Linked DNA regions of Homo sapiens: all the other regions are linked to region 2. Evidence: chromatin loops called from intact Hi-C (ENCODE). Cell type or tissue: GM12878. All regions are shown on one strand.

Region 1 (5,000 bases), 140 kb after region 2:
CTGGTGTTTCTCCTTCCAATCTTTTTATGAGCATTTATTCTAAATATCTGTGCAAATATAAATATATTAAATTTACTTTCTATTTAGGAAATCAAAGAAGTTGGGAGAATAGAAAAGATCATTAGACACAAACAAAAGATGGTACACAAAGGGAAATGAAAATAAAACATGAATGACAAGAGAAGTTAGGGTAAAACTGATCCACACCAGTGCTTCTCCAGGAGCCATAGCCTTGATCTGAGGCATCAGGGCAGTGCTTTGTCCGTGGAGTGTGCTAGAACCATGAGGTCATCCTCTCTGATGGTGGTCACCCTCTCTGATGGTTCTATTACTTTTAATTGCAAAAACAGCAATTGCTTTTGCACCAGCCTAATAAGTATATGCTGGGCTCCAGAACTGAAGAGGACTGAACGTCATAGGAGGCTGTGGCTAAAGAAACTGGAAATGGTTCAGAGAAGAGAAACCAAGATGACTAATAAAGGGGAGCACAATGAAGCCTTTGAGCAGAGGTGAAAGAAAGCACAACTGTGCGGCCGGAAAGAAAGGAGGGCTGAGACAACGTAATACCATTCATGTAGATGAGGGGTGTGCACCTCTAAGGGGTGACTTGCTGTTCTCTATTTTCACTGAGGACTGAAAAAGGAGAACAAATAATAAACATTACTCTGTATGTCTAAGGGTTTTTTACTTTGCCAGAATTTTTTTTTTTCCCAGTGACTGATATCATCCTTACATTTTGAGATACTGACTGTCCTTGCACAGGGATTTAGGTTTGCATAGGAGAAACTACCACGGTGGCTGTTAAAGCATCCAGTGAGATTTTCCAAGGAGGGCACAGACTCTTCTTTCAATGATCAAAATAGAACCATTCTTCATCACATAGGGATGCTTTCTACATTGCCCTGCCTAAGAACCAAGAATAGTAAGTATACATTCCATTTCTAGAATACATTAATTGAATGTCTTTCTCCTTTCTAAACTCATTGGGCCTGTGAAACAATCATTTGAGGTCACGAGGAAGATATTATCTTCCCATTGTCCAGGTGAGAAAATGAAGGTTTAGAGGAAGGAAGTGACCTGCCCAAGGCCCCACAGTGAATGGTAAGCTAGAGTATATTCCAGATCTAGGGATTCTGGGTTTCCAGGACTCTTGCCACACTAGTCAATCTCTGAGATCAGAATCACCTGCAGGGCTTGTTGAAACACGGATTGCTGGATCCAGCCCCAGAGTTTCTGATTCTGTAGGTCTTGGGTGGGGCCTGAGAATTTGCATTTCCAACAAGCTCCAGGTAATGCTGCTGCTGTCTGGGAACCACACTCTGAGAATGACTGTGTTATACCACACCTGCCAGCCAACTAGAGCTGTGAAAGGAAAACACTTCAGTAAGACCTCAAACCCAGAGAATTTTCATTCAGACCTCAGACTCAGAGAAGTTTTATTTAACTTGAAAAATCATCTGCATGAAACTCACTAATTTCTGACCACCTTCCAAGCAACTGGCCCCTGTGTTATCAGAACACATTAGCACACAAGTCCACTCACAGTGCAGAGTCCAAGCCTCGCTTCCACACACTTTCCCAGAGCAATACAACCCAAAGAGGTAGAAGTGGAGCAGGGGAACTAAGAAATATTGAGCACTTATTCTATGACAGGCAGTGTTCAGAGTCTTGTATAACTCCTTATTTTATGTTTACAGTCACTCTGATAGAGAAACAATTATTCCCATTTTACAGAGGAAGAAATTGAGGCTCAAAAGGGTTACACAACTTTCCTAGGAAAACAACTAGAATATTCAGCTTCCAAACTATATATTTTTTTGACATCACAGATTCAACTATTTTAGATCCATTCCCTAACTTGTATTCTATCCACCCTAATTTTTAGCCCCTTAGCACATTTCTCTCCCCCATTCTTCAGGGTTAGTGAGCCTCCCGTCTTCAGCCTATGGGCATTGCACTTAATTTCTTTCTAATTCATAAAGCTCTTTTCTGAACTTTGGTGCCAGAATCATTTAGGACTTATTGGTTGTCTATTTAGCTTGATGCAAAGACCTAACCTAGAGGGAATTAGTTGGGTAAATTGTGGCACATCCTTATGCTGTTGTACATGGACATAAAAAATGGTTGTGATATATTTGAATTTTATTTTATTTTATTTTTACTTGTCTTTGTCAGGCAATATATTTGAATTTTAAAAAGCAAGTTACAATCATGCACAGTGTACTACTTTTTGTTAAAAAAAAAAAAAAACCACATGCATGCAAAAATGCACATTCACACATTGCAACCTACACAGCCTAGAAGAGTATACACCAAAATGTGAGCAATGATGAACTCAGAGTGGTGAAATTATGGGTGACTTTTACATTTTCTTTATTTTGTTTTTCTAAATGTTATGATTTTTCTTTTCTTTTTTTTCTGTCTCTTTATTAGAGACAGAGTTTCACCATGTTGCCCAGGCTGGTCTCAAACTCCTGAGCTCAGGCCATCCATCCACCTCAAACTTCCACACTGCTGGGATTACAGGTGTGAGCCACCATGACTGGACAAAATGTTATGATTTTTCTTGATAGATATGTGTAAGAAGCTTCTTCACCTGCCTTAAACTTCTTATCCTTCTCTCTTCACACTGAGTTCTTTACAAGCTCCTGGTGTTTATTCTCCTAATTAAATATTTAGTTCTATATTCTTCTCTATGCAAGAAAAGAAGAGTTCTTTGGGAGCAGGAAGGAAAAAAACATCCTCCCACCTATGTCCAATTCAAGGAGAAAACAAGCTGGCTACCAAAACTCCCCTGGGGCTCGTGTTTTCTATGCATGGTGAGAACACTATTCAAGGACGTCTAAGAACTGAGCATATATAATAATTATCTCTTTAGGGTTCTTAGGCTCTGCAGGGCATGCATAAGAGTGGAATACACCAACTCATAAATCTAAATGATTTATAACAACATTATATATACCACAATAAATACTTAAAGAAATAAATGAACAAAACTTAGACTTTGCAGTAGTGCTTTAAAAACATTCAAAAATTAATAGCTACAGTTCGAAGCCCTAGATAGAGTAGTAAATTCTCTATCCGTGTAAGTCTTCTAGAGACCCTGGTACAGTGAAGGCTCAAAGCTGTGCAGGTTGGAAGGAGGATTCTGCAGTGTTAAGCCAGGGCCCTTTGGAATGAGCCTCAGGTCCAGGCCTTTTCCAGTGGAGATCTTTCTCCAGCAGAACACAAACCATCAGGTGAATGACCTGGGTTGGGGTAAATTCATTCGGTCACACCCCATGCCTTGGGCCAAACCATGCACCCAGTTAAAGGGAATGGGTGGCTATTTCTGTATCCCCAAGAATAAAACCAACTGTGACCTCTAATGCTATTGGGGCTAGAAAGGGAAGAAATATGCCTTCTTTCATGTGAATTCATGTAAGGGATGAGGATGGGGAATCATTCACTGAGCAAAGATAATTATTTGCAACTAGAACATCCCTAAGCCTGCAAATAAATCTTCAGAATAAGACCATGAGAGTAAAAGCAATTTCTGGCCCAGGTCTCATGCCCTAAGCACTTCACCTAGACAATCCTCCTGAGAAAAACAAAAAAGTCACTCCTTCCCTAGGCCTGCTGGTTCTGGCCTGGAGGCTGGTTGCTTAAACCAATGATTGTTTTCTAGAGAGCTGTCAGGGAGAGCAAAAGTAATGAAATCATTTCATGTTCTTTATCTGGGAGAGTCAGCCTGTGGCATTCTCAGCACTTCTCTTGAGCTGTATCTATCACTGTCAGACTGTCTTGTGGGAGTGGGGCATGCAGATTAAAAATGACTTCACAGCCCCTCCCTCGCAGGTTAGGGAGCATGACATCTATTGGCAGCTGGGCATCTGATGGCTGAGAGCCAGGCACCACATTGCTACATTTCCACTGGGTCCTTGCTGAAAATATTTCTCCTGAATAATATCTTGGCCCTAATGTTGAACCAACTCCATCCCAGACTCACATCCTCTCTGAGATGATCTTTTGGTGATCTTCCACTCTCCACTGTAGCTTTTCTTCCTACCGCAAATTCAACACTGTAGCAGATTTCCCATGGTGTATTGTTATCGGGGGACCTGCCCCGATAATCACGTAGGTTCTTTTCTATTTTCCTAAGCGTCGACTGGCTTGAGAAATAAAAGGACAGAGTACAAAAGAGAGAAATTTTAAAGCTGGGCGTCCGTGGGAGACATCACACATTGGTAGGATCCGTGATGCCCCACAAGCCACAAAACCAGCAAGTTTTTATTAGGGATTTTCAAAAGGGGAGGGAGTGTGCGAATAGGTGTGGGTGACAGACATCAAGTACTTAAAAGGGTAATAGAATATCAAAAGGCAAGTGGAGGCAGGGCGAGATCACAGGACCACAGGACTGAAACGAAATTAAAATTGCTAATGAAGTTTTGGGCACCATTGTCATTGATAACATCTTATCAGGAGACAGGGTTTTGAGATCAACCGGTATGACGAAAATTTATTAGGCGGGAATTTCCTCTTCCTAATAAGCCTGGGAGCGGTATGGGAGACTGGAGTTTATTGCACCTCTGTAATCTCGACCATAAGAGACAGGTACGCCCCGGGGGGCCAGTTCAGAGACCTACCCCTAGGTGCGCATTCTCTTTCTCAGGGACGTTCCATGCTGAGAAAAGGAATTCAGAGATATTTCTCTCATTTACTTTTGAAAGAAGAGAAATATGGCTCTGTTCTGCCTGGCTCACCGGCAGTCAGAATTTAAGGTTATCTCTCTTATTCCCTGAACAATTGCTGTTATCCTGTTCTTTTTTCAGGGTGCCCACATTTCATATCGGTCAAACACACATGCTGTACAATTTGTGTACTTAACGCAATTATTACAAGGTCCTGAGACGATATACATCCTTCTCGGCTGACAGGATTAAGAGATTAAAGTAAAGACAGGCATAGGAAATCACAAGGGTATTGATTGGGGAAGTGATAAGTGTCCATGAAATCTTTAC
Region 2 (5,000 bases):
CAATATTTCTTATGTTGAACATAGCAGGTGCTTTCACATCATACCAGTCTTTCTTAGAAACTAGATCAACTAGGCCGGGCATGGTGGCTCATGCCTGTAATCCCAGCACTTTGGGAGGCCAAGGTGGGTGGATCACGAGGTCAAGAGATCGAGACCATCTAGGCCAACGTGGTGAAACCCCGTCTCTACTAAAAATACAAAAATTAGCTGGGCATGGTGGCGCTCACCTGTAGTCTCAGCTACTCGGGAGGCTGAGGCAGGAGAATCGCTTGAACCCGGAGGGCAGAGGTTGCAGTGTGCCAAGATCACGCCACTGTACTCCAGCCTGGTGACAGAGCAAGACTGCGTCTCAAAAATAAAAAAAAAGAAAATAGATCAACCACTTTCTTCTTGGTTCCCCTTTTGCTGCCTTTCGTGAGGCACTTGTTCTTGCTGCTCAGAGAGCCAAAAGGCATTTTGCATATTTTCAAAATCTGAATGACTCATGTGTTCTGCTGGGATTCACTTGTTTCCTACTCAATATTAGGTTCCTAACTTATTCAGGCTGATACACGTAACCATAATTATATTGCCAGGGCCTCTGATGGTCTAGTACCACCAACCTGGCCGCTAGAATTCTGTTATTCCCATTTACTCTGGGGCATTTCTTACCATCAATCTTGATCTAGAGGACAAGCAGTTCTGAGCTTCTCAGAATATACTAGCATATTGCTTATCACTTTAATAAGGGAGTGTCCTCTAGGACCTCCCAGGGAACATTGTTGGCTGGTGGGTTCTCTGGTGTTACATAGTAAATGCATTCTTGGCCAGGTGCCGTGGTTCACACCAGTAATCCCAGCTGAGGGATTGGGATTTGGGAGGCTGAGGTGGGTAGATTGCTTGAGCCCAGAAGTTCAAGACCAGTCTGAGCAACATGGCAAAACCCCATTTCTACAAAAAATACAAAACTTAGCTGGGCACGGTAGTGCATGCCTGTAGTCCCAACTGCTCAGAGGGCTGAGGTGGGAGGATCGCTTGAGCCCAGCAAGTCAAGACTGCAGTGAGCTGAGATTGTGCCACTGCACTCCAGCCTGGGTGACAGAGTGAAACCGTGTCTCAAAAAAAAAAAATGCATTCTTACTTCTAATCTCTTTGAACTTGCTGACCTCTTCTTCATCTCTCTTCTAAGAAGTTCCAGCATCTCCATCTGATCATTATTTTCAAGTTTCAAGGAGCTGTTTCTGCAATGTATTAGGTACAGTTCTGGGCATTCTACCAGGATAGTGAGTCCCGTGTCACTGAATAATACACCTGTATTAACAAACTGTCCACTATTCAGTCTTATATTCTGCCCTCCCTGATTTGGCACCTTTAAGATTCATTTCCAGGAGAGTTCTCCCACTTCCTGCTAGTACCTATTTGCCAGGTTTTGCAGTGCTTTTGGTGAATAACCCCTTTCTTCACATAACAGTATTTCCTCGCTTGGCTCATAATAAGATTTCTCATTATTGGTCTAGAAGAAATGAAGAGAGGTAGGGATGGATCTTAGAGACAAGCATCATCCTGCAAGGCATTTGCCCTTGCTACGTGAGGCCTTGGCATAGTCTCCGAGCACCAGAAGTCTGATTTCTCCTAGCAAGGAGAAAGGCTCCAGAGTATTCTCACTCTCAGTTTTAAGAGGAATCTGGGGTTTTAAGGTCCTTGAGCCCATCTACCCAAATATCTCCATCGGAACTCTCAGGGCCCCTCTCCTTTTTCAGGTCCCTTGCTTTAGCATTAGAAATTTGGGGGCTGGGCACAGTGGCTCATACCTGTAATCCAAACACTTTAGGAGGCTGAGGTGGGTGGACTGCTTGAGCCAGGAGTTGGAGACTAGCTTGGGAAACATGGTGAAACCTCGTCTCTATGAAAAAAAAAAAAAATCAGCTGAGCATGGTGGTGCATGCCTATAGTCCCAGCTACTTGGAGGCCTGAGGTGAGAGTAGATAGATCACTTGAGCCCAGGAGGTTGAGGCTGCAGTGAGGCATGTTCGCACCACTGCTCTCCAGCCTAGGTGGCAAAGTGAGACCCTGAAAAAAAAGAAAGAAAGAAAGAAAGAAAGAAAGAAAGAAAGAAAGAAAGAAAGAAAGAGAAAGAAAGAGAGCGAGAGAGAGAGAGAGAAAGAAAGAAAGAAAGAGAAAGAAAGAAAAAGAAAGAAAGAAGGAAAGAAAGAAGAAAAGAAAGAGAAAGAAAGAAAGCTGGTGGGCTGTGAACTCAGTCTCCTTTTTAGCTCTGTTGTATTTAAGATCAAACTTGGGGTCTTATTCTTCAGCTCATTCTACCCTCTGTCTACAGATGAGACTCCCTTTAAATGATGCCATGAAAGATTTCTGGCTTTTAACCCATGCTCTAAGTCAATGATTACCTCACCTGAGCCTGCTATTTCCTTCCTTTGTGGCTTCTCTAGCAGTTAACAACAAGCAACCAGCTCCACAGTTCTCATAATTATCATTGTCCCTGTATCTTTCAGTTCAAGAGCTACTCTATCAGCCAGTGCATTTCCCCGCCACCTACACACTACCGCAGTTAATCACAGGCAAGACTCTTAGTAATAGTGATGCTATAGCACTCCAGAGATCATCACTGCCCCACTTACTAACAGTGATGGGGTTTTTGTTGACCTGCTCTTTGTTGGCCAGCAAGTGACCCAATGCTAGAATCTCATTCTGAGGGTCTTCTGCCTTGGGCCATTCCTAAGACTTCCTGACTTAGGCTAGGTTCCTCCAAAACTAAGGATTTGAGTACAAGTGGTATGTTTGAAGTGTAAAATGTACCAGGAAGAACTAGTAGAGTAGTGAAGACTTGAGCCAGCAAAGGAAAGAGGCCAGCAGAATATTTAATCGCCAAGTTACCCACTGAGAACAATTGGGGCTCAGTCCCACCAAAAACCTCTGGGAGATGTGGAATACACATCAAAATTTTCCCACCCAGCGGGGGGCAGGAAAGCTGGGGTGTTTGTCTTTCAACTCCCATTTGCCCTTGGGTAAGAGCTGTTCCCCCAGCATGGACCTGCCACAGAGACAGAAAGAAGCCCTTGGGCCACAGGCAGAGAGTCACAGATGCTTCCAGTAACACTGGCTTATACTAGATCATCCCAAAGGACCTGGGGGATGTGGGCAGGGCACTGATGGCTGTCAGCTATACATGTTCCAATGACTTCCTGTCTAAAATAGCTTCATCACCTTTCCTCATCATTGCCCGTCCTCTTCAGCTGCTTTCTTTTACTTCTACCTGTCATTCTATTATATTTCTATTTCTTTTCTTTGTCTTTCTTTCTCTCTTTTTTTTTTTTTTTTTTTCTGAGACAGGGTCTGGCGCTGTTGCCCAGGCTGGAGCGCAGTGCAGTGGTGTGATCTTGGCTCACTGCAACATCTGCTTCCTGAGCTCAAGCAATCCTCCCACCTCAGCCTCCTGAGTAGCTGGAACCACAGGTGCGCACCACCATGCCTGGCTAATTTTTTGTATTTGTGGTAGAGACAAGGTTTCACCATGTTGCCCAGGCTGGTCTCAAACTCCTGACCTCAAGTAATCCACTTGCCTTGGCCTCCCAAAGAGCTGGGATTATAGGCGTGAGCCACCGCGCCTAGCCAATATTTATATTTATTTTCTTATCTGTCTCTCCACTTCCACTAGAATATAGGCCAGGGACTTCATCTGATTTATTTGCCACTATAATACATCCTTATACCCAGAACAGTGCCTAAGACATAGTATGGACACAAAAAAAATTTAGAACGAATGAGTGAATGAAAAAAAGTGATATTTGCAATATAGTTTGAAAACAGCCTCTGTGACTAGGAAGTTAGGAAGGAGAAGGAAATTATTAGAATTTGAGAAGAGAGGTTAATTGAGTGGAGCCATAAGAAGCAAATATGAATTTGTCAAGGGAATCAAACATGAAAAAGTTGTTCCATTCAAAAACTTTTCGGTTTCAATTGCCTAAGAAGAAAACAGCTAATGCATCGAGAAGAAATAACAGAATGTTTAAAATCAATCCTTTTTTAAAACAAACAAACAAACAAACAAACAATGGAATAATCAATTTAGGCAAGGATTACCAATGGACACTAAAACTGTTAGGAAAAAGTAAATGCCAAACAAGATATTCACTTGTGGTTAAAGCACAGCACACAGATTGCTTGCTAATTGCTAAGGAAAAAATATACCTTCATAGGAAAGAGATCTAGCAATCACCACCTTAAACACACAGTCAAATTTAGCATCACCCAGTGAAACAGCCTATTTACCTCCTCATGTGATACAATACGAAGGACCCAGCATGATCTAGGAAGTATTCTTGCCAAAAATAAATCAAGCCTTTAGGCCTAACTTCCAAAACATAGAGGTGTAAGTTAAACACCATCACAAGGAAATAATTAGACAAATCTTTTTGGTCTGGATTTTTTCACTTAGCGTAATTATTTTGAGTTGGTTTCTTTCCCTCCTGTATCAACGATTGTTTTTTTTTTAATTGCTGAGTTCCATTGTGTGGGTCTATCACAATTTGTTTTTCTGTTCACCTGTTGATGGATATTTGAGTTGTTTCCAGTTTGGGGCTATTACAAATAAAGCTACTAGGAACATTTGTGGACTCATGTTTGTTTCGACTTTCGCTTTCGTTTTTCTTGAGAGAAAAACCTAAGGGTTGAATGGCTGCATAAGTATTCATATACATTTACATTTGGCAGGTATGTATGTAATTTGTAAAGAAATGGTTCAACCATTCTTCAGAGTGTCATTTTACATGCCCACCAGCAGTACATGAGAATTCCACATTCTCATCAATGCTTAGTTTGGTCAGTCTTTTTACTATTATCCATTCTATCAGGCGTGTGATGGTATCTCCCTGTGGTTTTAATTTGTATTTTAATTTTATGAAGCCCAATTGATTGATTTTCTTTCTTTTATAGTCCAAGCTTTTTGTGTTATATTTAAGAAATCTTTGTCAAACCCCCAGTCACTGAGATTTTTCCCTCTGTTT
Region 3 (5,000 bases), 83 kb after region 2:
AGGATCTATATACGTTTAAATGACTTTGAGGGACTAAAGAAGAAAAGAGGAAAGCAGCCTCTGCACAAAGAAAAAAATTAGAAGTGGTCACAAAGATTTAACTGAGCAGACAGGCCAAAAAAAGCTCGCATAAAACTGCTGTTTTCTTGCAATTAATGGTTAAGTGTTGTCAATGACTGTGCTGAGTGACAGACACACCATTCACCGAGTACTTTCCTGTATTAGCCTCATGGTGGCTGGCTTTCTTGCTGCTGAGTGTTCTTCTTTTTCTAATCTATAATTTGTCTTTTAATTTATGAAATATCTCTTATTTTAACAAAATAATAAAAGAGAATGAAAATACATTTTTAAAAGAAACTTTTCTCTAGATTGAGCTTTATCAGCTACGAACCTGCCATGTGAACTTGAACAAGCCACTTAACCTCTCTGAGTTCTAAGTTTACTCAAATTATTTTATTTTTAACTGGTTGTTTTGACATGATGTAGACAGTGTCAGGCACATATTAAGTGCTCAATAAATGTCTTTTGAAAACCTACATCAAAAATTATACTTTCTCAAAAAATGACAAAGAGAAGGGATGAAACAGGAAGAAATCCACAAAATTCTCTATTAAACTAACCTAAATTTTTCCTGAAAAATAGTGAAGCAACTCCTTTTTATAATGACATCGAGCTCAGAAACATAAACTATAGAATAAACAGTAGAATTATTATAAGAACAGATATACTGTCACTCTCTCTTAGTTAATTTCTTAGGCACTAGCATATAGAAAATGTGATGTAAATGTCTTACTATTGCTGTAATTATTACTGTATTTTCAAAATTATAAATCCACTTGAGCAGAACCACATCTAATTCTTTCCCTAATCTTTCCCTATGTTGCTGCTTAATGTAAAATCATCCCTGTGGTCAAGAGATATAAGAGGAAAGAAGACAGGCATTTGGCTAATATTTGCGATTCCTTGTCTGTGGTTATTCATCTGAGATTGCAGAGACAGAAACACGAAGCTTTCAGGAAACCGTCTAACTACAAATGCCTCCAGAAGAAGGAAGAGGCTGGCTAGATTGGAAGAGTCATGATAAAAGGGACTTTTTCTTGTTTGCACCACTATCTAGTGGCATTTGGGAGGGTGTTGTGAGTGTGGGGTTAGGCAATAAGGGAGTGTGTTTTCTACACAGAAGTTAAAACAATAATAAAACCAACCAAAAGGATCTGTTTTCTGTCGTTACCATGTGTTGGCAATGCTTAACCAGATCAGGGATGAAATTCTCTTCAACTTGAGGGCAGACCCCTCCTAGCACCCTCCTCCCACTGACACTTTGCCCCTGGGCAGTGCCAGGCACATAGCAGGTATGAATCACGGAAAAGATGCTAAGATGGAAAATAAGAATATGAAACACTCCCCTCCCCCATGATTCCTTTGTTGCTTTTCCTATTGATTTCTTTCAAACATGAAAACCATAGTGTCCACTTCTCATAGTATTTTGTACATCTCTGGTCCTTATTAAAATCCTGTGCTGTCTTTCGGATTCCATAGCTCAGGAAGAATATCCATTCAATGAGGACAGAGGAAAGTAATGAACAAGACTGGCCAATGAGACAAGGATAAAGTTCTGAAAGGCCTGAGATTACAGACCCTAACAAGACAAGCTTGAAGAGTTGAAGTCTTTGCACACAATGTGGTATATTCAGTGTAGGATGGTTATCAGATTGACTCCCTTTTCCCAGAAGCATGGTGGTCGTAGGTTCTATGGACTTAATAGATAACAGAGGTTCTATGTCAGGCATGTCTTTCTAGCATCAAGGAAAGTGGAACCCTGTAAATGAATTCCAGAAGGCTTTGTTTATCAGGAGAAAGGAGAAGTGTGTCTTCCACTAAATTCAATTTTTAATGACTGTTACATACTTTCTGAAGCATTAAATTCACCTGTATACTACTTCAATGACAGAGGAAGAATCATGCACAAGGTAAAAGCCAATGGAAAACTTTGGGTGATAATGGTGTGTCAATGTAGGTTGATTGATTGTGATAAATGTAGAACTCTGATGGGGGACGTTGATAATGGGGGAGGCTGTGCATGTGTGAGGGCAGAGGGTATATGGGAACTCTGTATTTTCTGCTCAATTTTGCTGTAAACCTAAAACTGCCCTAAAAATAATCTTTTAAAATCCCAGTGTGGGAGGGGGAAGAACAATTGCCACTGCATAAGAATAATTAGTTTCACTTGCGTGGTGCTTTAAAACTTAGCTACTGCCGGGTGCGGTGTCTCACGCCTGTAATCCCAGCGCTTTGGGAGGCTGAGGTGGATGGATCACCTGAGGTCAGGAGTTCAAGGCCAGCCTGACCAATGTGGTGAAACCCCATTTCTATTAAAAATACAAAATTAGCCAGGCGTGGTGGTGGGTACCTGTAATCCCAGCTACTTGGGAGGCTGAGGCAGGAGAACTGCTTGAACCCAGGAGGCAGAGGCTGCAGTTAGCCAAGATTGCACCATTGCACTCCAGCATGGGCAACAAGAATGAAACTCAGTCTCGAAAAAAAAAAATTAAGATAAAAATAAAACCTAGCTAGGTGGTTTCATTCTCTTATATCATCCTGTGAAACTAGAAGGACAGATGTTCTTATTTCCATTTTTCAAGATGAAGAAATTAAAACTCAGAGAGCTAAAGTGACTTGTTTTAGTCTAAAGAACAAACAAGCATTCAAATTAGGTCTTAAAATGAGTCTTCTAAGTCCAATGACCCACAAATGCACTTTCCACCTGTATCTATAACAATTCACAAGCTTTTAGAGAAAAAAGAAATCTTATTTTTGTCCCAGGGTAGATACTCAAAGTAAACATTTTATGGATTATCAATTTAATTAAAACATTAGGATAGGAAAAAGAAATGTACATAAAATTATGACAGAAAAGAAAGATTATCCAAATTATAAGGTGTTACTATCCTTTTAAAAACTTCAGACTGGGCGAGGCACAGTGGCTCACTCCTGTCATCCCAACACTTTGGGAGGCCAAGGCAGCAGAAGGATTGCTTGAGCCCAAAAGTTTGAAAGCAGCCTGAGCAACATAAGGAGACCCTGTCACCACAATAAAGTAAAATAAAATTAGCCAGGCATGGTGGACAAACCTGTGGTCCCAACTACTCTGGAGGCTAAGTTGGGAGAATCATTTAGGCCCAGGAGGTTGAGGCTACAGTGAGCTGGGATCACACCACTGCACTCCAGCCTAGACAACAGAATGAGAGTCTGTCTCTACACAAAACAACAAAACACCAAAAAACTCCAGAGTGATAAGTGGACTATTCTGAAATCACCAACATTAATGGGCCTATGCCAGTAATTAAGGAGAACTGAAAGTCTCATAGTAGATCAAACAAATTCCTGATTTCCCAGGATTGGTAGGTCCAGAAAGAAACCACCAGGGAACACAGGGACAAAAATAATGCTTCGCCCACCAGTATTGATGTGTCTGGGTCTTAGGATACAGGCTTAGGATAAAGGAAGTGAATTTTTTTTTAATCCAGTGAGCTGGGTCTTAGTATAAAGGCAGTGAGTTTCTGTACATCAGTCCTAACTTCCTAATAATTATACTAGCAATAACCAGTGCTTATTGAGAACTTACTTTGTTCTGGGCTTTGTTCTAAATCCAATGTACTTTTCTTAGATTTTTTAATGAATAAAAAATTAACTTTGCAATATCATAATAACCTTTGAAGTAATCAGAAAGTGCCTAGTGGTACAAAGATCTGGGACTTGCCATTCTTGGTTCTCGAATGCTGGTGCTGGCATTACGAGAGGGCATAAAGTGAAGGCCTGACAGCCATCCTGTGAATGCCACACAGCTCTGGACCCACAGTGGAATGTAGACCTTCCCTTTTAAAACAATCATTTAACTATGTGAAGGCTCTAGCTCATTTTCTCATTATTTCAAAAATCTGACTTTTTTTTTTTGAAACAGAATTTCTTTCACTCTTGTTGCCTAGGCTGGAGTGCAATGGTGTGATCAGTGCTCACTGCAATCTCCGCCTTCCCAGTTGAAGGGATTCTCCTGCTTCAGCCTCCCAAGTAGCTGGGATTACAGGTGCCCGCCACAACGCCTGGCTAATTTTTGTATTTTTAGTAGAGATGGAGTTTTACCATGTGGGCCAGGCTGGTCTCGAACTCCTGGCCTCAGGTGATCTGCCTGCCTCAGCCTCCCAAAGTGTTGGAATTACAGGCATGAGCCACATTGCCTGGCCAAAAATCTGATTTTTAAGAAGATTTCACTGCCATACAATTCTGTAATGTTAAGCTTCTTCCATGTTGCCAACAATTTCAAAGAGCAAAAGGCAGGAATGTAAAAACCACTGAGGGTAGTTTTTAGCATCATTGAGGTTGCTCATCAGTGATAGAGTAATAAGATACTTAAGATATTTATGGAGTTTTAGTAGTGATCTGAGCCCTATACCAGACATATATAGTTACATATTTCCAGGTAAGATCAAAACATGGGGAAAATATTCCTTTGTAATATTCCCCCTGGCATTGTTGTTTTCTTCCACCTGCTTGTTAATCAATCTCTCTCTCTCTCTCTCTCCCCCTCTCTCTCCCTCTCTCTCTCCCCATTTCTTTTAGAGACAGGGTCTTGCTCTTGCTTGTTGCCCAGGCTGGAATGCAGTGGTACAATCATAGCTCACTACAATCCTGAAATCCTGGGCTCAAGCAATCCTCTCACATCAGCCTCTCAAGTAACTAGGACTACAGGCAAGCGCCACCAAGCATGACCTGGAATCTCTTTTAAATAGGATAGAATCCTTCCTGAACTGGCAATAATCTTAACATGAAAATGCCTAGGGTGGTGATATTGACCTAAATCTACAATAGGTATAGACTTTGGCATCAGAGCTGAGGTTTGTCTGAGTAAGACTGTGGTGGTGTGATGTGAGGAGAGATTTGGGATGGTGAATTCTTAAGTGAGGTTTAGGGGGGAGACGCAGGAAAAGGGTCCGAAGATAAAC
Region 4 (5,000 bases), 94 kb before region 2:
TGATGGAGCACATCTATTTTCATCTTTTAAGAGCATCTAACAAATTTTTCACTTGCCCTTTACATTCCTAACTCTCAAGAGGTAGAAGATACGCATCATCTCAGTCAATTAAAAAGAATGATCCAGATATACATCATCCAGCATTATTAAGAAGCCAACACATCTAGGCTCTAGGTCAGACATGTCTTAGCAGCCAATATTGTATCAGACAAACCACCATTTCACATACATCCATTTGCACATTTAAAAATGAGAGCACAGTTAACATCATGCTGGATTGTTACCACAGTCCCATATCTACCTTTCAGAGAATCAAACAGTATGACACACATAAAATTCCTTTGTAAATCAGCTCTATTAAGAGTGAACTAACTTACTTCTAACTGGGAAAAAGAGCTTGCAGTATGGACACAAGAAACCAGGCAGGAAAGAAAGGGAGGTGGGGGTAGGATCTTGCAATGAAGAACAAACCCAGCTATGTTCAGCTTGCTATGCCACTTCTATGGGCCACAGGAAAGTTTCACAATAAGAGATAAATAAACAATTCAATTTTTTCCACTTTATAGCACAACTGAAAGCAAAACCAATACAGCCCTAACACAGGTTGACAACCACAACTGTTCCCCAACTGATATAACTTGTAGAAATTAGGATCTAGCTACTTCCTCTCTGTATATTCACTCCAAGATGCAGTGAAATGGCCCCCTAGGAGAGGTGAGGAGCCCTGCCTAGAAAAGTGGTGTTCTCTACTGTCTAAGTTACTACCCAAAACAGTACAGCTGGTTCAGACTATAACTGCAGCATGACTTTACTACCGACACCAGCATTCAATCTACCACAAGTGCTACAAAATATTTAAACCAGAAGGATGACATCATTATCATCATATTTTCAAAACCATCAGCACTTCACTTTTTCCAATCAAGCTAATTCAATAAAACAGAGTACCCATTTTTACACTAGCTTCCACCTAGTAAACCAGATTTCATCACTACTCCATCTCTTTGGAGCAAATAAGATACTACAGTATCATAGCCAAATCAGCTACAACAGTAGCCATACTGTTGTATGTATACATACACAGAGCAAACTCAATAGTCATTCCAAGACTCTTTATAGACAGCAATTAATTCATACACCCAGGTGATCAATGGAGAGTCACATCACAGGCAGACTGCCCTTATATTCATACAGCAGCGACTCCAAACCAAGGGGTAGGGCAGGAAGTACACTAGTCCCCCACTTATCCACAGAGCATATGTTCCAGACCCCCCAGTGGATGCTTGAAACCACAGATAGAACCAAACTCTATATATACTATGTCTTTTCCTATACATATATACTTATTAGTTTAATCTGTAAATTGGGCAAAGTAAAAGATTAACAACAACAATAATAAAAAAGAACAATTATACTGTAATAAAGTTATATGAATGTGGTCTCTCAAAACATCTTATTGTGCTATAATCACCTATTTTCAGACCATGGATGACCACAGATAACCAAAATTGTGGAAAGCAAAACTGTGGATAAGGGGGACTACTATATATGAAATACAGAATAGCCAAATTCATAAAGACAGAAAGTAGATTAGACACTGCCAGAGACTCGGGGAAGGGAAATGGGAAATTACTGCTTAGTAGGTACAGAGTTTCTGTTTGGAATGATAGAAAAGTTCTGGAAAAAGTAGTAATGAACGAACAACACTGTGAATGCAACTGTGCCACCAAATTGTACAGCTAAAATGGCAAATTTTATTTTGTACATATTTTACCACATTTTTAAGTTTTTTAGAAACCTATTATACATTACTAAAATTAAACAATAACCTTAATGAGATATACCATGTTCATAAGTTAGAAGACTATTAACACGTTAATTTGTATGTCATTACATATTAAAAATTGTACAATATGTAAATTCCCAAACTCCATTATAAACCCAACAATACAGCATCATAATTTTTGCTTCAAGTCACAGGTACTTGTTTTTAAAATAAGGAAAAATATAGTTTATAAAAATTAGAGTAAATTATGTATTTACTAGTTTTGATGTTGATTTCCTCCTGTAGATGGTACTTGCCATCTGGTGCCATTTCCCTTGAAATTGATTCCTTTAGAAATGCTTGCAATGGTGGCTGGCTGGTGAAAATTTCCCAGTTTTGGTTTATCTGAACATGTATTTATTTTACCTTCACTTCTAGCTGAACACAGAATTCTTATTTGATAGCTTTTTGCCTTTCAGCTGAATATACCATATCCATGGCTAGAGGTCGCCATTGTTTCTGGTAAGATATTTCTGGCTACTTTCAAGAAATTCTCTGGTATTGAGCAATTTGACCACTTATGTGCTAACATCTGTTTTTTTGTGTGTGTTTATCCTGCTTGAAGTTTGCTGAGCTTCCTGGATATGTAAATTGATACTTTCCACCAAAGTTGTGGGGGTTTTCAGCCATTATTTATTCCCCATCTGAGACTCCATTTAGATGCATGTTCAAACATTGTATTACCCCAAAGGTCTCTCAAACTCTGCTTATTTTTCTCCATTCTTTCTCTTTCAAATAGATGACTTTTATTAATCTATCTTTAACTGATTCTTTTGCCATCTCCAAACAACTGTTTTGCTTGGCCGAGCACAGTGGCTCACGCCTGTAATCAAAGTACTTTGGGAGGCCAAGGTAGGCAGATCACCTGAGGTCGGGAGGGAGTTCAAGACCAGCCTGGCCAACATGGTGAGACCCTGTCTCTACTAAAAATACAAAAATTAGCCAGACATGTTGGTGCATGTCTGTAATCCCAGCTACTCAGGAGGCGGAGGTTGTGGTGAGCCGAGATCGCACCACTGCACTCCAGCCTGGGCGACGGAGCAAGACTCCACCACAAAATAAAATAAAATAAAATATAATATAAAAATTTCATTCCAGTTACTGATCTCAACCCTAAAATTCTCTTTTGCTTCTTCTTTACAGTATCTGTTTCTCTGTTTTGATCTCCTATCTATTCACTGAACAAGACTTTATTGTTTTTTATTGGCATTATTTTTTATTGCTGTACTGTAAATTTTATTATGTTTTTTCCCAACTATTTTTGATCCACGGTTGGTTGAATCTGCAAATGCAGAAACATGGAAACAGAGGGGTGACTGTATTTTTCTTTAATCCTTTGAACATAGGACTCCTTAAATTCTTCTGATTATATTTAGGGCTATTTTAAAGTCCTTGCTTGCTAAATCCAATATCTGGCTATACTTGGGGTTAATTTCTATTGAATGATTTTCTTTACCTGAAAATGAGTCATATTTCCACTTTATTTGCATATCTAATAATTTTTAGTTGAAAATACACATTGTAAATAGCAAGTTATAGCAACCAGATTTTGTCGCAATCTTTCAAAGGACCATTTGGTTTTCATGTTGTATGATTCTAATGGGCTCGTATGGACTCAAACTGCAAACTTCAGTAAGTCCTCACTTAATACCATCGATAGGTCTTGGAAACAGCAACTTGAAGCAAAACACAAACAGCAAGGTCCTTGAATACTGTCGTTTCCTTTAACACTGCTTTGTTATACAACTGATGAGAAAAAAATGTTCTGTTATACGTTGTTTCAGTTAAAGTCAGATTCCAAGAACCTATCAATAATGTTAAGTGAGGACTTACTGTGTGTCTCCCTTATAGTAAGCAACAATGATTTTGCTTAGTTCTTTCACCTTCCAGCTGCTTCCTTCTTCTAACCTGATGCCCAGGGCATCCCCTCTGCACCTGGGTAGTCTGGTGGTCAGTGAAGGAAATGGGCAGAGATTATACTGAGATGTGTGGCCTACATCCTCTGATGTTATCTTGCTTTCAGTGTTTGTTCCCTAAATTTTAACTCTTCTGTCAACAATATGTTCTGTGCTCTGATACCTCAAGCCAGCTGTTGGCCACGCAAATTGCATGCAAGTTGAGAAATGTACTGTCAAAAAAAGAAGCAATCACAAATCTCACAGGGTTCAATTCTTTCAGGAGCAGATTCCGCTCTTGTTTCTGCCTGTTTTTACACTGGGTCCCCTGGGGTCTCCCCTATGCATGTATAGTTTCGTGATTAGCCATGATTTGGACAGAGTTTACACTCAGATTTTGGATCTTACTTATTGCTTCCATGATTCCCCTGAGTAAATTTCCAACTGCCAGGCTACCCGTAACTTCTTTCCTATGCCACTGAAAGACAGGAGGCGAAAATGCACCATAAGGCAAGAAAGCCACAAACATACAATTACACATTGCAGTTGGAGGCTCTCATCTGGCTTTGCTTTTTTGGTTACTTTCCATGGCTTTTAAAACAGTTAAAGTTTTTCTTTCAATATTTTGTCCAGATCTTATAATTGTTAGCTGAAAGATGGTTCACTCAACCACTTCACTAGCATCACTGCATTCTTAAAAGAAGAATCTCGAAATTCTAATTAATGAAAAATTTCTCACATCCTTGATTTCTATTCCTTCCACCAAGTTAAAATCTTTACCTCATCAGACAAGAATTTGAAGTACTCCCACTTCCACTTCCAGTCTTTTTTTTTTTTTTTTTTTAATCTCACATAGTACACTGAGTAATTTCTTGTCTGGTATATTACTTGTATCATTATAAAGAATGTTTTTGGCTGGGTGTGGTGGCTTATGCCTGTAATCCCAGCACTTTGGGAGGCTGAGACAGGTGGGTCACTTGAGGCCAGGAGTTCAAGACCAGCCTGGTCAACATGGTGAAACTCCATCTATACTAAAAATACAAAAATTAGCTGGGCGTGGTGGTGGGCGCCTGTAATCCCAGCTACTTGGAGGCTGACGCATGAGAATCACTTGAATCCAGGAGGCAGAGGTTGCAGTGAGCCGACACATCACACCACTGCACTCCAGCCTGGGCGACACAGTGAGACTTTCTGTCTCAAAAAAAAAAAGAATGTTTTCTGTGAAAACTAGGAAACATGTCACCAGAAACTTCGTTGTAAGTTTAAACTCCACCATTACC
Region 5 (5,000 bases), 53 kb before region 2:
TTCAGCCTGGCATCACTGTGATTCTCAGCAACTCTCATCACTATATATTATGAGGGTGACTGTGCTGAACCTTGAATCTAATAGGTGCAAGACATTCTGTTGGACAATGCAAGCGATATAAAGAGGCATAGTACTAGTTTTCAGGGAGCTTATCATTTAGTGCGGAAGCTAAGATGCATACAGAAAAACAAAACAAAACAAAAAAACACCTTGCACTTAATGTCTAAACAAGTGCTACTGGAATTCAGAGGAAGAAAAAAATCCATCAGGCTGCTGGGATGGTATAAGAAAGGTTTCATAACAATAGTGGAGCTCAAGCCAAGTAGCAAAGAAGAAAAAGCAATTCAAAAGGTACAAAAATTGGCATTCCTGGTAAGAAAAAATGACAGCAAAGGATTGCAGAGCTCTAGGAAGGGAAAAAATAGAGTATAAGTGCTTGACAATTTTTAGATCTCAATTAGAAAAATAAAATATTTTGACGATAAATAAAATCTTTAAAGTTAGACGATCAATCAGGGCTCTAAGCTATAAACAGAATCTATTTGAGGTGGTTTCAAGAGAAAATAAATTTATTAATATATTAGGGGATTCCAAGAATTATCAGAGAACTGAAGAATCCACTTGGAGATATGATGCCAGGAAAAATACCTAAGTCTCCCCACCAAATTGTTCCCATCCTTCAGCCCTAGTACCATGAAAGCTGAGCCTAGGACAACAAGGCTCACTAGTATCTCTGTCACTGCTACCTCTAAACAGCTCAATATCTTGTCACTCAACATGCACATTAGAAAGCAATTCCAGGCAAGAGCTGTTACCCTGCATTTCTCTGACCCTGAATTCATGTCTTACACAGATGCATCTGATCAATAAAGCCTAGGTCATATGCTTGTGCCCTAGCTGCAAGGAATACTAGGAAATTGAGTTCTGACTCTATAAAACATGAACATGCAAATTTATCCAACATTGAGAGGCTATTTGAAATGAGAAACCACAAATACAGATCAAGTCTATGCTTCCAATCAAGATCCTCAAACCTGACAGATTATAACTAAGCCTTGTACAAACAAGACTCTCTCTGTTCCTCATATGGAGGTAAGAACCAGAGACTTATCAGTTATTGCACACAGCTCCAATATCAGAATCTCTCGGTGATATCCCCCTCCTTCCTGTTTTCTCATATAACCCATGAAGTAAACTGCAAAAAGGGGGCAGCCTCCTGAGCAGCCAGGACCACAGGCTCACGCAGCCATGCCCAAAACACAAAAGTTAACTTTTGTGTTTTTTGTAGAGACAGGGTTTCACCATGTTGCCCAGGCTGGCCAACTCACTCTTATGGTAGTTCAAGTAAGGCCTTCTCCTATGAGACCTAAAATTTTTTGCTCATACAGATAAAGTAGGATCTTAATAGGCTTCCTCTCTATTTTAGACGTAGGGATCCATGATCATTTAGTCACAGCCAAAAAGAATTCAAGTCAGTGCATCTCTGATCATCATGCCTGTCAAGCTACCTTATGAAAATGATGCCTGGACCTTACCTAGAATCTGGCCACACCCCCTGAAGTAAAAAAGACAATTTCAATGAAAGTATCTCCTCCAGCCTACAGACAAAAGCAATTGAATTACTTTTCATATATGCTGGCACTGCCCTCAAAGTATTTCTCATTAGGTTGGTGAATGAAGTGTCTTCCAGACCTCTTAGTAGAGAATACTGGAGAGGGAATAGGGGAGGTAAGTGAATGGTCACAGTGATAAATCCACTCCATCAGTTCTATTTCCTTTAATCTTTTGACTTCTTCCTCTATATTATGCTATGAGTTTTTAGGCATTCAACTTCATTTAGTATAAGTCAATGCTGAGACCAAAGGAGCAAACAATTAGAACCACTCCTGGCTACTTGAACGAGAACAATGAATTCAGAATCTCTGATAACTGCACCATACCAATACATTCAGCCAAATGCAAAAGCATGTTTCTTTCTCTCTCACATCATCATCATCACCCATTTCTGTACATATTCCTGAAGGTTTTGCTGCTTTGTCAGCAAAAAAAAAAAAAAAAAAAAAAAACTTTAAAAAAATTACATATAATCCTTTTCTTCCCATTGTGACTGCAAAGGTGCAGCATGATATAGTCTGACTCCAGTTACAGGTATGGAAACATGAGTATCGTGGGAAGGGGTATGAGGAAACTAGCTTCCCCATGGATGGTAACTGTCTTAAGCAAGGTTGTTAACACAGGGAAGGATGGCTTCTGCTAGCAGGAGAGACTCAGAGTTTGGAGACTTGAAGTACTATGTGTCCGCAATTCCCCATATACAGAAATGTATTCAAAAGATTATTAGCAGCCAAAAATATCACATGTACAATTTAAAAAGTGGGTATTTATAAATTGCAATTCTGTTTCCTCATATTTTCTTAAAATTAAGCAACATAAGATTTCTTCTATTTGGTTTTGTTACCATGCATTTGATTAATATTAATTATCACAACTTCACACTAAGATCAGGCAGCATTATGGTACTCAAATTTAAGAGCAATTGAATTTGTGCCTCTAGAGGGCAGCATTTCTCACAGGATAGACAAGTCCGACTTAAAGTCACTGTGGAAGAAGCTTAAGACATGCAGGAAGACAAGCTTTAGCAAGTTTCTTTCTTGTAAGATATCTCAAAGCCTTTGATATATTAATGTGCATGGTAAAATATTCAATAGGCCATTATTATGGTACACAGTGTTTCTTCAAACTTAATTACAGAACTCTTTCAAGGACCATCTCTAGTGACTAGCAGAATGCACTTTGGAAACCATCTAAATAGGCAAATTCTCTCAAGACAAGTTCCACTTCCTTCTTTATTCATGAACTTATGCTTCATAGGATTTTTAAAACAAGTTTTCAGACATCTCCTTATATTCTCATATCATGAGATCAAGACAGAATGAAATAAACATCAGCAATAACATTCATTTACTTCTGTAGAAATCAAAAACATGGAGAACTTATTGCCTAACTTGCTCAAAGGATAAAAGCAAAGTAATAAAGAAAAAAAGGTTGGTGCTTTAATAACTAGTCAAGATATGGCCACTACTGGTTTTAAAACCACAGAGGAGTTGAAGTACTTAATTTTAGAAATTGTATATTCATCCAAATTCAGGATATTAAATATCTGAGCTCCACTGAAAATCTTTCCACAATCCATGTCAACTGAAATTGAGCTTGCTAATCTAAAGTTTGTTGTAAACCTGATGAGATCTCGATAGGTCTCTACAGATGAACATTCTTTTTTTTATTTGTGAAAGAGCTATTAAACAAAATTACTCTCTTTTTTTGGTTTTTCACCCAAATGATGAAACAGTCTTTAGAATATAGATACTTTTCCACTCTCCAACTACTCTAGTAACATACAGGCAAGCTATGATTTCAAATATGTATATCCAAATGCTTTTCTGATTAAATCCTTTTATCCATGAAAAATGTTTGAAATTTTTTCATGCCTATAAGAGATGCCACAAAGAAAATGCAAGTAGTTCTAAGTAGCTCTTTCTAGGGTGCTTGATTCAGAAGTCCCCTTGGTACTGTTCCTATGACATCAGCCTGATCAAAAATGACTGTAATCTCTAGTCCCAAGTAACCAAAATACTTTAATCACATACATAACCAACTCTCAAAAGGTTTAATTTCTAATATATTAGCTATTAGCCACATGTGACTACTAAGCACTTGAAATGTGGCTAGTGTTACCAGGGAATTGAGTTTTTAGCTTTATTTAGTTGTACTTAATTTAAATTTAAAAGCTGAAGCTGTGTAAAATGTCCTTCTACTAAAGAAAGTTTTATTCTTTTGGCAGTACTACATTTCACTGTGACCACTGTACTGCATATTATACTCCACATCTCAGGATACAGTGAGTCATTTCTAGTATTACACATAAAAATACTGATCTAGTCAGTAAAAATTAACTAATTTACAGTTAGAATGAGTATTTTTCTACTCATCAATCTAACACCGTACTGCGTTTACTTAAATACGTTTTTCACAAATAACACAAGTTGCAGTGATGCCTATGTAAATCACAACTGGTAACTCAATCGCAATACTTTTTATTTTTTTTAATTTTAATATTTTGAATATAATTAATTTTCTTACTTTAAAAATGAATGGACAAGAGGAGGACACATTTTTAAAAGTAAAAAGAAGGCATTACAGCAATACACAATCAAGTAGAGATACAGAAGCTAATGCTACCACCAGAACAGTAAAGTAAAAAGAAACTGGAAGAAGGTATGCTAGAAATTTTCTAATGAATGACAATTACAATTAGCTGTGACAGAGCAAAATTAAAAGCTATTTCTTGGGTTTTAAAGTTTTACAAGTAAAGTAGACAATATTAGGAGACATTTTCAACAAATACACAGTGAATTTTATAAGAACTTTCTGCTCTACAATCAGAAGAAAAGCAACAAAATTAGCCAAACAATGTCAGAAGTAAATGTACAACAAACGTGTTTAAAAGCTTTTTAACAAATCTGGGCTTGTAACTCTGGTCAGCTATAAACTGGCTTAAATTCTTGCGCCAAAAGAAAGAAAATCACATTTACATAAAGAGATGGTAAAGAAATTATTTCAATTATAGAAATTTTGTTAGAAAATTATGAGGAATACTAAAATAGATACTTTACAACACGTGGAAGATATTCAATTAAGACACCATCCATCATATGGAAGACCTTTCTAATAATACGAAAAATCAACAGATTCAAAATGTGAAAAATTACTATTTCCCTTTAGCTTTAGATGAGCCATGTGATATAAGAGACACTACCTTATTAAATTTTTTTTTTTGAGACAGTCTCGCTCTGTTGCCCTGGCTGGAGTGCAGTGGCGCAATCTCGGCTCACTGCAACCTCCACCTCCCAGGTTCAAGTGATTCTCCTGCCTCAGCCTCCAAGTAGCTGGCATTACAGATGCACACCACCACGCCCGGCTAATTTTTTGCATTTTTTAGT

Evidence for each region. Peaks named below come from ENCODE experiments on the same cell type or tissue, not always from the same donor. Only the 100,000 strongest peaks of a DNase experiment are listed, where the experiment ranks them.
Region 1: it touches region 2 in a loop (4-fold over the local background); 2 of 110 quality-filtered maps call a loop at or near these places.
Region 3: a loop joins it to region 2, with 5 times the contacts of the local background. A loop is called at or near these places in 5 of 110 quality-filtered maps.
Region 4: it touches region 2 in a loop (3-fold over the local background); 2 of 110 quality-filtered maps call a loop at or near these places.
Region 5: a loop joins it to region 2, with 2.2 times the contacts of the local background. A loop is called at or near these places in 3 of 110 quality-filtered maps.

The regions. Positions count from the first base shown.
Region 1 is chr4:152,696,612-152,701,611 of GRCh38, forward strand. No RefSeq gene overlaps it. Among named protein-coding and RNA genes, the nearest start is that of TMEM154, 19 kb to the left of the region's middle. RefSeq lists enhancers at 323-552, 583-632, 4,104-4,615. In GM12878, a CTCF peak has its summit at 1,926; DNase peaks (open chromatin) are centred at 470 and 1,359; H3K4me3 peaks cover 217 bases; H3K27ac peaks cover 1,517 bases.
Region 2 is chr4:152,551,932-152,556,931 of GRCh38, forward strand. It overlaps the pseudogene RPS3AP18. Among named protein-coding and RNA genes, the nearest start is that of MIR4453, 18 kb to the left of the region's middle. RefSeq lists enhancers at 270-479, 2,714-2,863. In GM12878, no CTCF peak of the experiment used is centred here; DNase peaks (open chromatin) are centred at 460 and 2,480; H3K4me3 peaks cover 2,366 bases; H3K27ac peaks cover 4,729 bases.
Region 3 is chr4:152,635,010-152,640,009 of GRCh38, forward strand. The region is part of intron 6 of TMEM154 (transmembrane protein 154); the gene reads right to left. Among named protein-coding and RNA genes, the nearest start is that of TMEM154, 42 kb to the right of the region's middle. In GM12878, no CTCF peak of the experiment used is centred here; a DNase peak (open chromatin) is centred at 2,662; H3K4me3 peaks cover 412 bases; H3K27ac peaks cover 2,210 bases.
Region 4 is chr4:152,458,373-152,463,372 of GRCh38, forward strand. The region is part of intron 2 of FBXW7 (F-box and WD repeat domain containing 7); the gene reads right to left. Among named protein-coding and RNA genes, the nearest start is that of MIR3140, 29 kb to the right of the region's middle. RefSeq lists an enhancer at 3,921-3,970. In GM12878, a CTCF peak has its summit at 2,275; DNase peaks (open chromatin) are centred at 599, 2,359 and 3,759; H3K4me3 peaks cover 1,367 bases; H3K27ac peaks cover 3,965 bases.
Region 5 is chr4:152,498,455-152,503,454 of GRCh38, forward strand. All of the region lies in intron 2 of FBXW7 (F-box and WD repeat domain containing 7), which reads right to left. Among named protein-coding and RNA genes, the nearest start is that of MIR3140, 12 kb to the left of the region's middle. In GM12878, a CTCF peak has its summit at 2,561 (motif pointing right); a DNase peak (open chromatin) is centred at 2,597; H3K4me3 peaks cover 495 bases; H3K27ac peaks cover 2,111 bases.